Regions from separate parts of the Mus musculus genome. Here region 1 is linked to region 2. A link is a loop called in an ENCODE intact Hi-C map of the cell type or tissue named here. Cell type or tissue: heart. All regions are shown on one strand. Each heading gives the region's core, and the rest is flanking DNA. Links, peaks and the distances in the headings are about the cores only.

Region 1 (7,348 bases), core at 2,151-6,150, 860 kb after region 2:
CTCCTTGTGTTGCTCTCAGCAAGTGTTCTTCATGGCATCACATGGAGTCAGATGAATCCCATCTTTAATCACACATTTAATAGAGTCCTTTTCCTGTGTAAGGGGTTGGACTTTTGTGCCTTTGATATCAGCTGACCATAATGAATTGTGTTGTGTGCTATATGTATATGTATTTAAGGTGTACATTTAATAATATCAAAGAGAAGATGCCTGTTAATTTATAATGTATTTGAAGGTTGTATTGTTTTTGCATTTGTAAAAATGGGTTACTTGTTTAAACAATCTTTTATGTCTTGTCATACAAATTCCAAAGGGTCTGCATTCCTTTATCTGTAATTACAGTCTCAGAATCCAAGTTCTGAAAACAAGGTATCTATTCTGATCTGACACTGGATCTGCTTATCCCATTTAGTGTGAATATTCATTGATTTATGTGTTTGATTATTGGGATGTGCTGCCACAGGCTCTCTTGAAGGTTGATGTAGTGTGGCGTATGCACTGAATTACCTTTCTAAAATCTGAACAGTTCTCATTCTGAAACATCTAGACTTAAGGGTTTCAGATAAAAGACTGCGGTTCTCTGCCTTATGTTAAATAACTTAGAAGATGTTATTTTGTTTGAAAAAATGTGAAATGCTTTTATATTCTAGTTTTTCACTTTGCATATTAAATGATTTTAAAATTATTTTGAATCTCTACTCATTTTAATACCATAGGCTAATATGGTTTGAGAAAATGTAAAGGGTCATGTGATAGGTTAGGAGCACTAGTGACAGGATAGATTTTTTTATCCTTTGTTATTTGTGTGTGCGCACATGTGTGGAAGCCAGAGGACAACTGTGGGGATAGTCTTCAGGAATATTGCCCTACTTTTTGAGAGTATATCAGTGGCCTGGAGCTTATCAATTAAGGTAGGTTGGGTGGACTGTGAGTCACAGGGTCTTCTTGTCTTTGCCACTACAGGTGGCTTCCACCATGCCTGGCATTTTACATGCATTCTGAGGAACCAGACTCAGATCCTCCTACCTACAAATCATATACTTTACTGATCAAGTCATGTCCCCAACCGTGTACTTCCTTCTAGAATTAAATAGACTTACTGGGAAGAGTTAAGGAACTTCCTTACTGTAATGTTTTTACCTAGGACGTACTAGTACTACTCTATGTGTCTAAAAACATTAAGACTCATCATTTACACCGATTATACACTCCTCCCATCCCATTTTATTATGCTGCCATTCTCCTTGCACCTGAAGCTGAGTTGTCTTTATCTTTGGGTTTGGTTTTTAGACAAGGTCTCACTATTAACCAAGTCTAGTCCACACTTGCCATCTCTCTTTAATCTCCCAAGTCTTAGCTACGGGTGTGTAGCATACATGGCTGTCTTGTACATCTATGTACATGGCTATCTTCTGTCTTTTAAATCATCAGGTGTCAAGGTTTCTTTACAGATGGTAATTCCATCCCTGTCAGCTGAATGATAGGCAAACTCTCCGTTCATTAGCTCTAGAGTCTAGAGACTCTTAATAATAATAAAAAAAAACATTCATTGGGTGCTATTTGCTCAGAAGATATTAACCTATATGCAAAGGTCAGAAGAACTTCTGGTTTTATTTCTGTTGTTTTAAAACAGGATCTCACTGGGCAGCCTAGAACTCCCTATGTAGACCAGGCTAGCTTCAAACTTTATTAACACTCCGTCCTCTGCCTCCCTCTCAGGAGTGCGTGCACCGCCTCACGAAAGTTAAAACTGACAATTCAATAATGGAGTCTTAATGTGTAAGTTTTTTTTTTCCCAGAAATCATGCATTTGTTTTTAACTATCACAATCATTGGCACAAGGATTTGCCAGATTTGGAGGTTTATTTTGATGGAACACAAGTGATGTTAGGACCTTCTAATCTACATGATTTAGACAGGTTGATATGAAGCAGAAAATATAAGATCACCCCAAACCTACTTCTGAAAAATTAGTAAACCACTCTTATTTTTTGTTCAGTAGCAACTTTCAGAATTAAAATCATAAGTTATCAACTGTATATACTTTATTCTATAGGCAACATTACGAGGAACGAAGAATAAACTCGGAAAGCACAGATACTAGACCAAACCAAGTTTGTGCCCCCAACTCTCCCATCAAGCCCAGCATGGTACTGGGTGAGAGCTCTACTGCTAATCTCTATCTGCAGCTTCTTTTTCTCTTTCTGTTTTGTTTCTGAGACAGGCTGGCCTGAAACTCACTCTTCCTGCCTCCACTTCCCGGCTGGGATTTCAGGCATGTGCTTCCACGACCTGCTTTTTTTTGGCAGGGGAAGGGTGTTGTGATCATAAAAAGAGAAAGAGCTATAAGAATATGTTCTGGCACAATGTTGGGGAAGGGGGTGCCTCAGCGGGCCCATTGCCAAGGCATCCCCTCCCCCTGAGGGACCAGACACACACCAATATAGTATAGAATAGAGTTTATTTAGGGCACGGGGAGGGGAGTTAAGAGGGTAGTAGAGGCAGAGAATGGCAGAGAGTAGAGAAGTAGGGACAGGCCATGGCCACCTGGAGGGGGGCAGGGGAACGGGATGGGAAACAAGGAGGCAAGAGGTAAGAGAGGCAAGAGCTTAAGAGTGAGAGGAGGAGCCAAGCAGCCCCTTTTATGGGGCCACGCCTACCTGGCTGTTGCCAGGTAACTGGGGGGTGGTGGGGGAGCATATGTGGCTGCTGCCAGGAACTGTAAGAGTGGAGCTTAGACAGAATACCAACAAAGGGGACCAGAGGAGATGAAAATAGCTAAACTGTAATATTGGTCTGCAACAAACAAGGTCCCATACATTCCGTGGTAATAAAAATCAAATGCACGATACAGGTTAGTGCATGTATTGAAGGGGTGTGGCTAGATTTGCTCTTACAAAGGCCTGAATTGATTCTCTTGCCTGTCATTCTCTTTGTTACTAGCATCATACATAACCTTGTATTTGCTGTTGTATATCCGTTTCCCAGTTTCCTGTCTGTCTTCACTCTCAGCCAGTTACAGATACAATGCCCCAAAAGCACTGCTTTCTGGTATTTTCCTGCACAGGAGTTTGGTAATCCTTCCAACCTTGTTAACCTTTTCTAGTTGTCTCTGCCCTTAGTGAAATAGAATGCCCTTATTTCCCATGTGTCCCTATATCTCTAAACTCTACCCTTTCCTTTTAGTTTTTGTTTTGTAATACATGCACATGGTGTGGGTTTATTCCCTAAACCTTTTATGATTATTAATTATTGTGTGTGTTGGTGTGTGGTGTGGGGCATGGACCTTTATGTGTGGAGATCAGAGGACAACTTGTGGAGTCAGTTCTCTGCTTTTCACTTCTGTGTGAGGTCTAGGGTGAAAATGAAGTCCTCAGGAGTTCACAAACTCCTCTACCCACTGAGCTATCTCACCAGGTCCACGTGGTATAGAATGTTAAAATACAGTGAAAAAAAAAAAAGGTCGATTCCCAGCACCGATGTGGCAGTTCACAACAGCCTTTAACTCTGGTTCCACGGGATTCAATGCCCTCTTGTGACTGCTGAGGGCACCAGGCACACAGATAGTGACTGACATGCATGCAGGCCTAACAGCCATAAATGAAGTCACTGTCTTCTTGTCATACATTTTCTCTATCAGCAGAAAAATGGATCCTAGACTTTGTAAATCTGGTTCTAGCCTATCTTGCCATACAACTCCTTTCAACCTTATCGCCGTCATGAAAACTCAAGCGTTCACTACTCATTTTGGCCTACAAGACAATCCCGACCTCCACATTCAACATACATATATCATTCTGATCCTGTTTCTGGGTGGCTTTCAGAAAGCACTCTGGTGTAGCATTCTGGCACAAAATAAATATTCAGGCCAAGTCTGAATGGTTAATTCTGGTTGAATAGCTTCCTCTTCTGAACTCGAACCCCTGATTCCTTGAGACTGGTCTGGTAGTTTCCCTAGTGCAGGGTGTGTACCTGGAGAATGTGCTTGCCAGTTGGACTAGGGACGAACCACAAAAGGATGCAGGAACAACTCCTACACTGAGGGGCTGGTCCTGTGCACTAGCATGCCTCAACCAGCGTCTGTCCGAGTGACCCACCCCAGGAGACTTGGTCCTCGTCTGGGCACTTAGAATCACTACACTGTGCGCGCACCCGGGGCCAATTTTGTCCCGCCCGCGCACCGTCTCGCGAGTCGCGGGCGGGGGCTGCGTCGCCTGCGTCCCCGCGCAGCCGCAGTACCGGGCAGGTGGGCGGGGCCGGCTGTTGGCAGCAGTTGGCGGGGCCGGGTGGCGGCTGCACGTGCGGGCGGGGGCGATGCGTCACTGACCGGTGAGGCGAGGCTCGGGGGTCGCGGTCCTCCGAGTGCCTGCGATCAAGGCCGCCCTCAGTCGGGACCTAACGCTTGGGGAGTCGGGGAAGAGGTGTCACGACGTACGCCGAGCCGGGGGCACCCGCGCAGGGGGTTGGCGAGGGGAGCGCTTAGCTGAGAGAGAGAGAGAGAGAGCCCGGGGCCGGAGCGCGGGGCTTCCCGCCTCAGCCGCCCGCGACCGTACGCGGGCTCTTCCCTGGGTGGGGACTGGCCTGTCACTCAACGGACTGAGGTTCCTCTTCTCCCCATGCTCAGGAGGAACAAGGATGAATATGACTCAAGCCCGGCTTCTGGTGGCTGCAGTGGTGGGGTTGGTGGCGATCCTCCTGTACGCCTCCATCCACAAGATCGAAGAGGGACACTTGGCCGTGTACTACAGGTGAGCGCCGCCCTGTGCAGCCCGCGATGGTTCTAGAAGCACAGTGGAAGGGTCCAATGGGTCACAGCGAAGTCTGGGAAGTTGCTCTTTTCCGCGGCGTCAGGGGAGCTGCTTCCAGCCCTGCCTGGGAAGTGGTTTCATCCCAGCTGCCGGGAGTTAACCTTTGGCGGGGCACTTTTCCGTTGTCGGGGCAGTTTAGTGCCAAGTTCGTTCTGTACAGAATTGAAGACACCTTAGGGGGCACGGAAGTAGTCACTGCAACCGAGATGACTTCTCATAGTCCGCACAACTGCACAGGTGTTTAGTTTGCCGCTGTGGATTTTTTCCGGATCTCTGTCTTACATAAAGACAGTTCTCCCCAACACTAAGTTGGGTTTTTTCTTCTTCATTAAAAAATCTCCCATTGTCTGGTTATGTCCCCCAAAGTCTTCATGACCAGAGCAATGTCATATATCCCTAAAGGCCAAGAGACAAAAACCACATTTGCAGGCCACTTTTCTCACTTTTTTTTTTTCAAGTCAAGGTGAAAAAGAGTGTGGACTCAGTTGCCATCCACCTGATTTGGCATAAATCAAGTCTAACTTCCCACCAGGTCCTCGTGGTATAAGCTGGGAAGAGAAGCCAGTTTGTGGACAACTTGGGATAGTGGTTTATTCTGAAACAAGCAGATTTTTGAATATTTCCATCATGCCCCCTAAACTGGTATTTCTACTTTTAGATCAGTCCAGAATCCTAGAAAATACATACTTTTGGTGGTATGTCTTAACAGATGGAGTTCTAGCATAAGAAATACCAGCCTGGACCACATTTCCATCCAGTTTATCACTGTCCTTCTGACAGGAAAACCACGAAGAGAACATACGGAGATACCACTCCAAAAAAAATGACTAATGAACCTGCAAAGGTTCATCTTTTGAGTTATGACTTAGGACAAGGATGAATGTTGTGGGAACTTACTATTCGTTGTGTAAAGTAGGACTTTGTGTTGTATTTGTCCCAAATTTGCAGGGGGTGCTTTCACCGTTCACATACTACAGAGTTTGATAAACAAGCCCCTCTCTCAGCTGTCAACTCAACCCTTTCGCTGTCTGTCTTTCCATGCTAGGTTTTTGTTACCTTTAGACAGAAACCATCCCCCTAGGATTGGACTCATGTATTGAAAGAACCATTAGCCTCAGAAAGTTTCTTCTTCCTTGAAAGTTTGGTTTTTTCCTTTTTTAAACTTAGCGATTAAATGTATTGTTTTGATTTGTCTCTTGTTATGTGTCATTAATTGAGAGTCATTAGAATTTTTTCCATAAGTATTTATCGGCAAACTAAAGACCAGAGAGGATCTTTTGAACCCAAGAGCAGTGCTAGAGACGCAGAGGTGTGGTTGGTGGAGCTTATGAAACAGGGTGCAATATTGGCAGTGGACTTGGATGCATTTTCACACTTTTAAATGTGATGGATGTTTGAAGTAGCAGTTGTTGAGTCACTCTGTTGTGAGGGTAGTAGGTTAGTAACATGAATATGAGTGAATGTTTGTTATAGCATTTTAAGTTGAAAAGAGATCCGAACAGTTTTGTCAACTGGAACGTCTTTTTGCAGGGGAGGAGCTTTGCTAACGAGCCCCAGTGGACCAGGCTATCATATCATGTTGCCTTTCATTACAACATTCAGATCTGTGCAGGTGAGTGACTCCTAGGGATTCCAGATAGACAGGTGTGACAGGAGTTACCGCACTGGTGGGTGGAGACGGAGTTCCTTATTGCTTAAGCAAACGTTGGTATTTACTCAGATGGGAAGTGAAAGTTCATAGTACAACTGTCACAGCACAAGTCATGATGTCAAACTGCCTTGCCAAGACTGCCTTCTGGCTAATGGTATTAGCAGGTTTTCTGTTACTGAAGTCAAAACAAAAGAAGAATTGAAAACACAATTAGGAATACAAATTAGTGATACCTTGGTTTAGAACTGTTTGGTTTCTACAGAGGCAGGCTCCCAGCCTACTGCTAACATGGAGGAATACATTTCAATACACAGCTTTTCAGCCTCACATTTTTGCTTGGTAAATTAAATGCAAATTTATGAGGCACCTGAATGAATGTGGTACTTTGACAGTGTTTCAGAATGTTTGAAATACAAATCTCGTTCTTGCAAAAAGTATCATGGTCCTAGGCCGTACTTAATAAATAACTCTGACATCACAAGAATGCAGAGCAGGATTGGGTTCTCGCTGATTCTGTAACCTCAGTGGGATCATAAATGTTTGAATTCAGTTTTATTTCAAATCTGCTGCAGAGTTTTCAGGAAACAGGAGAAGTCGGTATTATTCATATTCTCATGTTAGCCTTCAGTTTTGTGCTAAGTGAGAGCAACTGTGAATAGCCAGTTCTCCTTGGTTTCTTTTCTGTCCCTTCTCAATGGCTTACGGAAGTATTGTGCCTATTAAAGTGAGGCCTGGCGAAGCTGGTGAACGTGGTGAGGCCCGGGTTCTTTTTCTAGTCACAATGATTTCCAGATTGGCTTCCCATATTTGACTCACACTTTTGAAGGTTCTTTTTTAAAACCGTATCTTATGTATAGCAATACAATTAACACTTAGTATCACTGTAATA
Region 2 (7,348 bases), core at 1,389-5,388:
CCCATCAAAAATACATTACCATGCATACCTTGTTTTGCAGCTGGCTTGAAGAAATCTATGATTGACTGTTTCCTGAAAATAAAAGCACAGCTAATATGACATCACAACACCAAATATTCAAACCTCAATACTTTAGATCAAGTCGTGAGTGTTAGATATATAATACGGGCTGAATTCCACTTTCTTATTTAACTAATCAAGTACTGAAAATGTCAATCATAGTTTGCTAAGCCACAAGGGAAAATTTAAAAAAATATATAGCCATTTTTTTGCTAAGTTTATAAACACAATTGAGACTTAAACAGAAACCTGATAAATACTAGAGATCACAGACCTGTCTAACAGAGACTTGCAACATGAGCAGAACAGCAGATGGGAAAGAGAACAATTGGGTTGATCTGAAAAGGAACATGCAAGGCAAAGGTAGAGAGGATCAGCCGTGACTCTTACACTGATCTCTTATGTTTTATAAGATCCTAAACTAACAGCAAAAGCTAGGATGAGCCACAACTTGTGTTTCAAACTTTCTTCTTAAAGATCTAAGATTCCTTAAGATTAGCCAGGAGCAGTAGCACACACCTTTTAATTCCAGTACTCAGGAGACAAGGCAGATGTATCTATGTAAATGTGAGACCAGTCTGGTCTATGGAGTGAATTCTAGGCCTGGTAAGGGCTACACAATGAGACCTTTTCTTGAAAAGCAAATCAAACAAAACAAAATAAAACAGAACAAAAAAGCAAAGATTCAAGGGGCGAAGAGATGGCTCAGTGGTTAAGAACATGTGTTGCTCTTGCAAAGAAGCCAGGGCTCCCCACACCCAGATGGCTATTCACAAATGACTAACTCCAGTTCCAGGGGTATGTGATGCCATCTTCTGGTCTCCTAGCACCAGGCACACACATGGTGCAAATATACATGCAGCCAAAACCACTCATTCACATAAAAAATAAGTAAAATACTTAAAACAAAACAAAACTTAAGATACTTTTACAAAAGCATCATACTACCTAAGTAAAATAAAAAGGAAATTGGACAGTTAACAAGTAAAAAAAAAAATCAAACAGCTTTAATAATATGTACGGGTTACTACACACTAACATGGGCATACAATTATTTCCTGAACCTATACTCTGATCTGTTCATGCATGTTTGAAAGAGAGCCAACAAGCAGTATCCCTGAACATTCCTCCACTGAGCCAGTACTCAAGACGGCAGCCTGAGCAATCCAAACCCAAGGCTGATCTCCTTCTCTAGTGTACATTTTACTGGTAGCATTAGAAGAGCAGTGACCATCTTTCCTGGTTTACCTAGACTCCACCAGTATGTTGAGAGAACCTAAATGATGAGTGACAGGTTATGGGAGAATACATGCATTTGTTTACAGAAAGTCAATTACATTAGGTAAATTAACTCTACCACTGAGTAAAGGAAGAAATACTAGTGAAGACACATGATGTGCCTATTTCTGGCAGTGGAGAGGTGCAAAAGAACCCAGAAGCAGCAAATTAAAACCAAGATATACTTATATTTTTACTAAAAATTAACATCATACCCTTCCCCTAAAGTATTAAATCTAATACTACTCTCCAATACACCTGAATGGAAAAATGACTTTTGGTAAACCATGAAACTATAAACGAACTCTGTAGAGGTAAAATAATTGTTTCCTAAGTTCAAGCACACAGAAATATCCATTACTTATGTATAACTGGTTAAAAAAAATTATGACAGTTTTACAAGCCTTTAATCTGAAAGTGCTGGAACCAAACGTGTTAGAATTCTCAATTTATTGGATTTTGGAGGGGAAATAACTTGAATGTATTATGTGCAGCCCCCAGCAGGATCTGGCGCTGCAACCTGTAGCCAAAATATTACTATTTCTCCAGCAAAGCTTATCAACACTCACACTCAGTACCACCCACAAACCTTATATTAGCTCTGATCAACCTGGCTTGGCTGCCAAGGCGGCTGTGGTAGGAAGCAATGAAAATAGTTGTTTTTCACAGCCTTCTGTCCTTCAGAATTAAGATAAAGGATTGTGAATCTGTGCTACAATATTAAAGCATAAACTTAAAACGTCTGTTACCAATTCTTAAAAAAAAAAAAAAAAAGACAGTACCAAGTTCGTAGATAATTTGAATGTTTTATTGTCAGAGGATGTCATATGATGAAATTCTCCATCATTACATAGCTCCCAGAAAATCCTTACCATATAAAAAAAGAAAGGAAGAAAAAGGAAATAGAAAAAGAAAGGTCTGTTGGTGAGGGAGAAAGTCACTCAAAGAGAAAACAGGCGCATTCCAAAAATGTTTTTAGTATGAATGGTCGTGTACACTGTACTATTAAGTAATTCGTGGGTTTTCCTTATCACATCTTACATAATTAAACTCAAGAAACCACCAGGATCAGAACGATCTAAATAGAGGCTTCGAGAAGGGAGGGCCCCAGGGCAAGCGCTCGAAAAGGAGAAAAACAACCTTCTACCTAAAGCGGGCTCTCCGCAGCCATCTAGGCTGGTGGTCACTAGACCAAAAGCAACACCTCAACTACAGAAAAGGAGACTTCAACTCCCAGAAGCCCCCGCGCGGAGGCGGGGCGAGGGCTTGCAGGCCCCAGAACATCAAGGCCTGAGCTCGCTGAGGATGGCGGGAACTGAAGAGCAGCCGTCCGTAGTCCTCCCCTATACCCGTGCCCCCGCGACCCGGCCCCTTCTCAAGCCCTCTGCACTGTACCTGTCCCCAGGACTCTCTGTTCTTTTTCCCGCTGCAGCAGGGGCGGTACTACCGGGTCTCAGATGGCAGCGCGGGGGCGACGACCCCGGGGCTGGGGATGAGGGGAAACCTGGCCTAGCGGGCATGCAGCGCCTTGTCATGTCGGCGCCGCTGGCGACGGCGGCATGAGCTGTGGCTGGAGAAGCTGGGTGCGTGGTTGCCGTCTTGCTGCTGGGACTCGGGGAGGCTGTCGGTGCAGAGGTGGGCGGCACCCCCTACTCTCTTCATGGCGGTTCTCTCTTCGGAAGTGACTCCGGTGTGAGCGGGAAGGAACCTGAGGACCATCAGGGGGCGGGCCTTTCTTGAGGTGCCGCGTCGCGATTGGCTGACCTGAGGGTCACTCTGGTGGTAGCGCAATAGAAAGCCTCCGCCTGCCGGGAGAGGGCGGGTTTTTTGGAAGGGGGAGGGGAGATTGAAAACTGCCCTCCCCGGGCCCGTCACGTGCGCCTGGGGCGCGCGCCTCCTCGTCGGGGCCGCGGCGGCCTTGGCCGGTGCGTGGGAGTGGGAAAGAAGAGGCAGTGGCGGGTGTTACGACAGCTGGCGACAGCCGCCTGATCGAGGGCTAGGGGTGAGATTTGCAGAAGTAAAACCGAGCCTGCAGCTGTCTGTAGTGAAGATGGCCAACATTTGTGACGATTGTGCTACAGCTGCCCTAATATTTCATAGTCACTTTGGCATCTTAGGCCAAAATGCTGTCACCATTTCCTTTCTGTTCCTTCTCTTATAATGTGATTTGACCGTTCTGTGAGGGATCTTCTATACTGTGATATAGTTGTTCCGTTTTTTTGTTTTGTTTTGTTTTGTTTTGTAAGGGAGGGGGCGGGGGAGCACTCAGTCATTGAATTAGACATTTTTATTCTGTCAAAGCGTTTTGTCTCTAATGGGTTTCCCCATGAAGTCGCAGCACATAGACTTCTTTTCCTTATCAGTAAAGGACTTGTGCTTTGAAGAGGCTGTTAGGTTGGATTTCTTTAAGTTTTTATTTATGTATATGGTGCTCAATTTGCATGTATGCCTGAATGACAATAGAGCATGAGGTTGTGAGCCACCTTAGGGTTGGTGGAATTGAACTCAGGACCTCTGGAAGTAGCAACTAGTACTCTTAACCACTGAGCTATCTCTCCAGCTGGGTTTTTTTGCAGACCGAGGAACTGGTCAGAGTAATTTAAAACTTCACTTCCCATGTGTATAGAATGGGTATAGTTACTCACTTCTCTGGGTAATTTCCCTTGTCCCCCCCACTTCCCCCCCCCCCCCCCACACACACAGGGTTTCTCTGTATAGCCCTGGCTGTCCTGGAACTGACTGTAGACCAGGCTGGCCTTGAACTCAGAAAAATGGCCGGTCTCTGCCTCCCAAATGCTGGGATTAAAGGCGTGGGCCACCACTGCCCATCTTCTCTGGGTAATTTTAAGTAATAAAACCCAGCAATGTAAACAGGTTTAGATTCTCTCGTGTAATTGGTACAAATACAAGATTCTCTTTCCTTTGGGCTTCAGATTTCCTGCAGTACCCGGCCAGTTTTTTTTTTTTTTTTAGGGAAGGCTTGTAATCCTATTGTAATCCTAGTACTTGGGAGACGGAGGTGGAGGGTCAAGAGAGAAGGCCGCGGCTGTGCTGATAGTTCATGGTATAAAGGAACTTGCTTTCATGACCCAGGACCACATGGCAGAAGGAGAGAACTGATTCAGTGCGGTGAGCTATCCTATGACGTCTGTCAGCGTATACACACACGAAATGAATGCAATAAAAGATATCTTTTTAAAGAGAGAAAGAAATAGACATTGAGTCCAGCCTTGACTATGTAGCAAGATCCTGTCTCAAAGGAACTAAAAAAAAAAAAAAAGAAAAGAAAACAAATCCTATCAATCTCAAAAATGTCCAGGCTCTAACTGAGAGGAATGTTCCCTCACTTGGCTGGAGCAAATTCCTAAATGACACACACAAAAAAATTGAACAGGTCTTCCAAATTTATTGTACTGAGATTGAATTGCTTCTGTTGCTAAGCACACTAGACTGACCTGAAATTCACCCCTTTTCTCTTTCCTGGTATCCCTCAAGAGGAAGAATTAACGAGAATAAAGTGACCAATAGGCTGGCAGGTAGGAGGTAAAGAGGAACCACGGGTCTCTCCAGAACTCGCAGCTGTATACCAGGTAGTAACAATGTGAGAGAAGAAACACTCAAACCCAGGGCAGCTTGCAACTGAGAATTCACTACACTGCTTTTAGTCCTTACATTTGAAAAGAACACAGTAAGTGACAAAACTATGTTGAATATGTTTATGCCTTTTAGTGCAGATTATTTCCTGGCCCTTCGATGACTTTGTGCTGGCTATTTCTACACTAGGAACTCCCAAACAGTCCTAGCCACAAAACTTTTAATCTGATTTGTTCCATTCCACACTCAGCGCATAAAAAGAATAAAGAAAGCATAAGAACATGGTCTGCATGATCAATTAGTCACTCTTCTTGAATTATAGTATCTGAGTCTCCCGCCTCTCAAGTGTCACTTTTAGGTCTCTGCTCCTGCTGCCAAACAATAGTTTTCACATTTTCTTAATCTGATCAGCAGATTACAGAGTTAAGTGAGGCAAGAAATCCCTTGATCAATAAACGGAGATGGAGTCATAATGAAAGCACGATTTAAAAAAAAAAAAATCTCTTCTTAACTGGGAGGTAGTTGCCCAAATCCTCAATATCCATCAAGGCTTCTCTTTGTTTGAGCTGCACGGGGAGAACATATAGATTTGAGTTGCCGGCTGAGCTGCACTGAACATAGAGATGGCTGGAGCCTCAGACTCCCCTTTCCTTCAAAGAGAGTTGAACCCCTGCTTTGTGTTTAGACTCAGGTTTTCACTTTAAGTGTGTACGTATACACTACGCACAAACACTTATACTCTAACCTATAGTCAGTATCTCTTTGAGGCACTGGGGCTGGAATTCTGGGTCTCATGCATGCATGTGAGGCAAGCACATGCTCCTAAGCTATTCCTGGCTTCGTGGGAGCTTGTCAGTTTTGGCTTTCTTCCTCCTTTACTTCTTATCGGACTGGAAATAGGTGGCCAGGAAACCGTAAAAGCTGCCAGAAGAGCTCCTGTGCACTCTCATGGGGTGAGAAGACAGGAGAGAAAAGCCGAGGTACTGCTAGGGGACATGATGATAAACAGTGTCCTGGAGTCTAGGTGAGAGAGCGAAAGCAAATCCCCAGGCAGCGCTGGAAGAAGAAGCTGGGGAAAGGAAGACTTGTCTGTAAAAGGCTGCTTTGGTGAGATTTCTGAGCAACGGAAAGGAAGCCAAGTCCTGGGACCTGGAGTGGCTTTTTAAAAATTACTTACTTTATATGTGTGGGTATTCTGTCTGTGCGTTCACTTGCAAGGCTGGTGCTTATAGAGGCAAGAAGGCAGCACTGGATCCCCTAGAACTGGAGTTAGCGACAGTTGTGAGCTACCTTGTGGGTTCTGGGAATTGAACTCTGAAAGAGCAGCTAGTACTCTGAACCAAATCGCTAGCCCCGCCCACCCAGGGGCTTCTTCTGTACAGAAAGTATTTTGAGCTACAATTCAGCCCACTGTACCTGCATTACAGGAAGCCAGCAGGCTCTGATATTGATGAGAGGGAATGAACGGGAGAGATACCAAGGGCAACACTGTTGCGTGAACAATGGAACAACTCCTTAGGACAGGCAGGCTCAGGGTGGGAGTCCTGAGAGGATGCCTGAGACCTCCAACAGGGCAAGATCTCTCATAGTACCTCAGACTCAGGCATTAAGAGACTAGAGACTATTGGGACATAACAAAGACTTGCTAAAAAGCTGAAAACCTGGGACACAACTTCTGGCTTTTACAAGAAAGGCATGTTTTTGTGTTGAGATTGCTATACTTCGAAATTAACTCCAAGACTCTCAGAGGGTACTCAAGGGCAGGCCAAGAGACAAAGGCCCATGTGCTGGGGAATGGATGGGGGTAGGAATGTGTGGAGGGTGGTCTGAGAGGTGGGATAAGGAACAGACTCACAGAAACAGGAAATAATTAACTTGAAAGCCTGACAGAGAAAAAACAGACCACAGAAGGGAAGGTGAGCTCACCATGGCTCAAGTCTCAGTCAAAAAGAGAGAGAGAAAGAAAGAAAGAGGGAGAGAGAGAGAGAGAGAGAGAGAGAGAGAGAGAGAGAGAGAGAGAAAGAAAGAAAGAAAGAAAGAAAGAGAGAGAGAAAGAAAGGAAGAAAGAGAGAGAGAAAGGAAGAAAGAGAGAAAGACAGAAAGGAAGGAAGGAAGAAAGGGAAAAACCACCTTTGTAAACAGATGTTGAACTCAGCAGGGCTGAGCAAACGTGTTGGAAAAGCACCAGTTTAGCTTCAGGGGCTACCTGGGAGATGCCAAATTTAATATAATGCCAAGCAATGCAAACTTCCTAGGAACTGAGTAGCAAAACCGCAAAACCTGAAGCCAAGGACCCCTACGTCATCTTACTCCACCGTGGAATGTTTCAAAACCCAGATATTAGAAGCAGGCTTGTAATTTTCGACATAGCTAACAGTTTCTGCCATTGTTAAATTCACTAGATAGATCATCTCCT

The links. Peaks named below come from ENCODE experiments on the same cell type or tissue, not always from the same donor. Only the 100,000 strongest peaks of a DNase experiment are listed, where the experiment ranks them.
Region 1: a loop joins it to region 2, with 6 times the contacts of the local background. A loop is called at or near these places in 1 of 42 quality-filtered maps.

The regions. Positions count from the first base shown.
Region 1 is chr19:44,066,672-44,074,019 of GRCm38, reverse strand. Erlin1 (ER lipid raft associated 1) reads left to right here and starts at 4,235. Exons shown (of 12, transcript NM_001164360.1): 1 at 4,235-4,329; 2 at 4,625-4,748; 3 at 6,339-6,420. The coding sequence starts at 4,636. It overlaps Chuk (conserved helix-loop-helix ubiquitous kinase), which reads left to right. Exons shown (of 21, transcript NM_007700.2): 21 at 1-686. In heart, for the core only: no CTCF peak of the experiment used is centred there; a DNase peak (open chromatin) is centred at 4,229; H3K4me3 peaks cover 1,817 bases; H3K27ac peaks cover 1,487 bases.
Region 2 is chr19:44,926,836-44,934,183 of GRCm38, reverse strand. Slf2 (SMC5-SMC6 complex localization factor 2) reads right to left here and starts at 3,065. Exons shown (of 20, transcript NM_001081225.2): 1 at 2,734-3,065; 2 at 29-72. The coding sequence starts at 2,873. In heart, for the core only: a CTCF peak has its summit at 3,136; DNase peaks (open chromatin) are centred at 2,613 and 3,223; H3K4me3 peaks cover 2,639 bases; H3K27ac peaks cover 2,957 bases.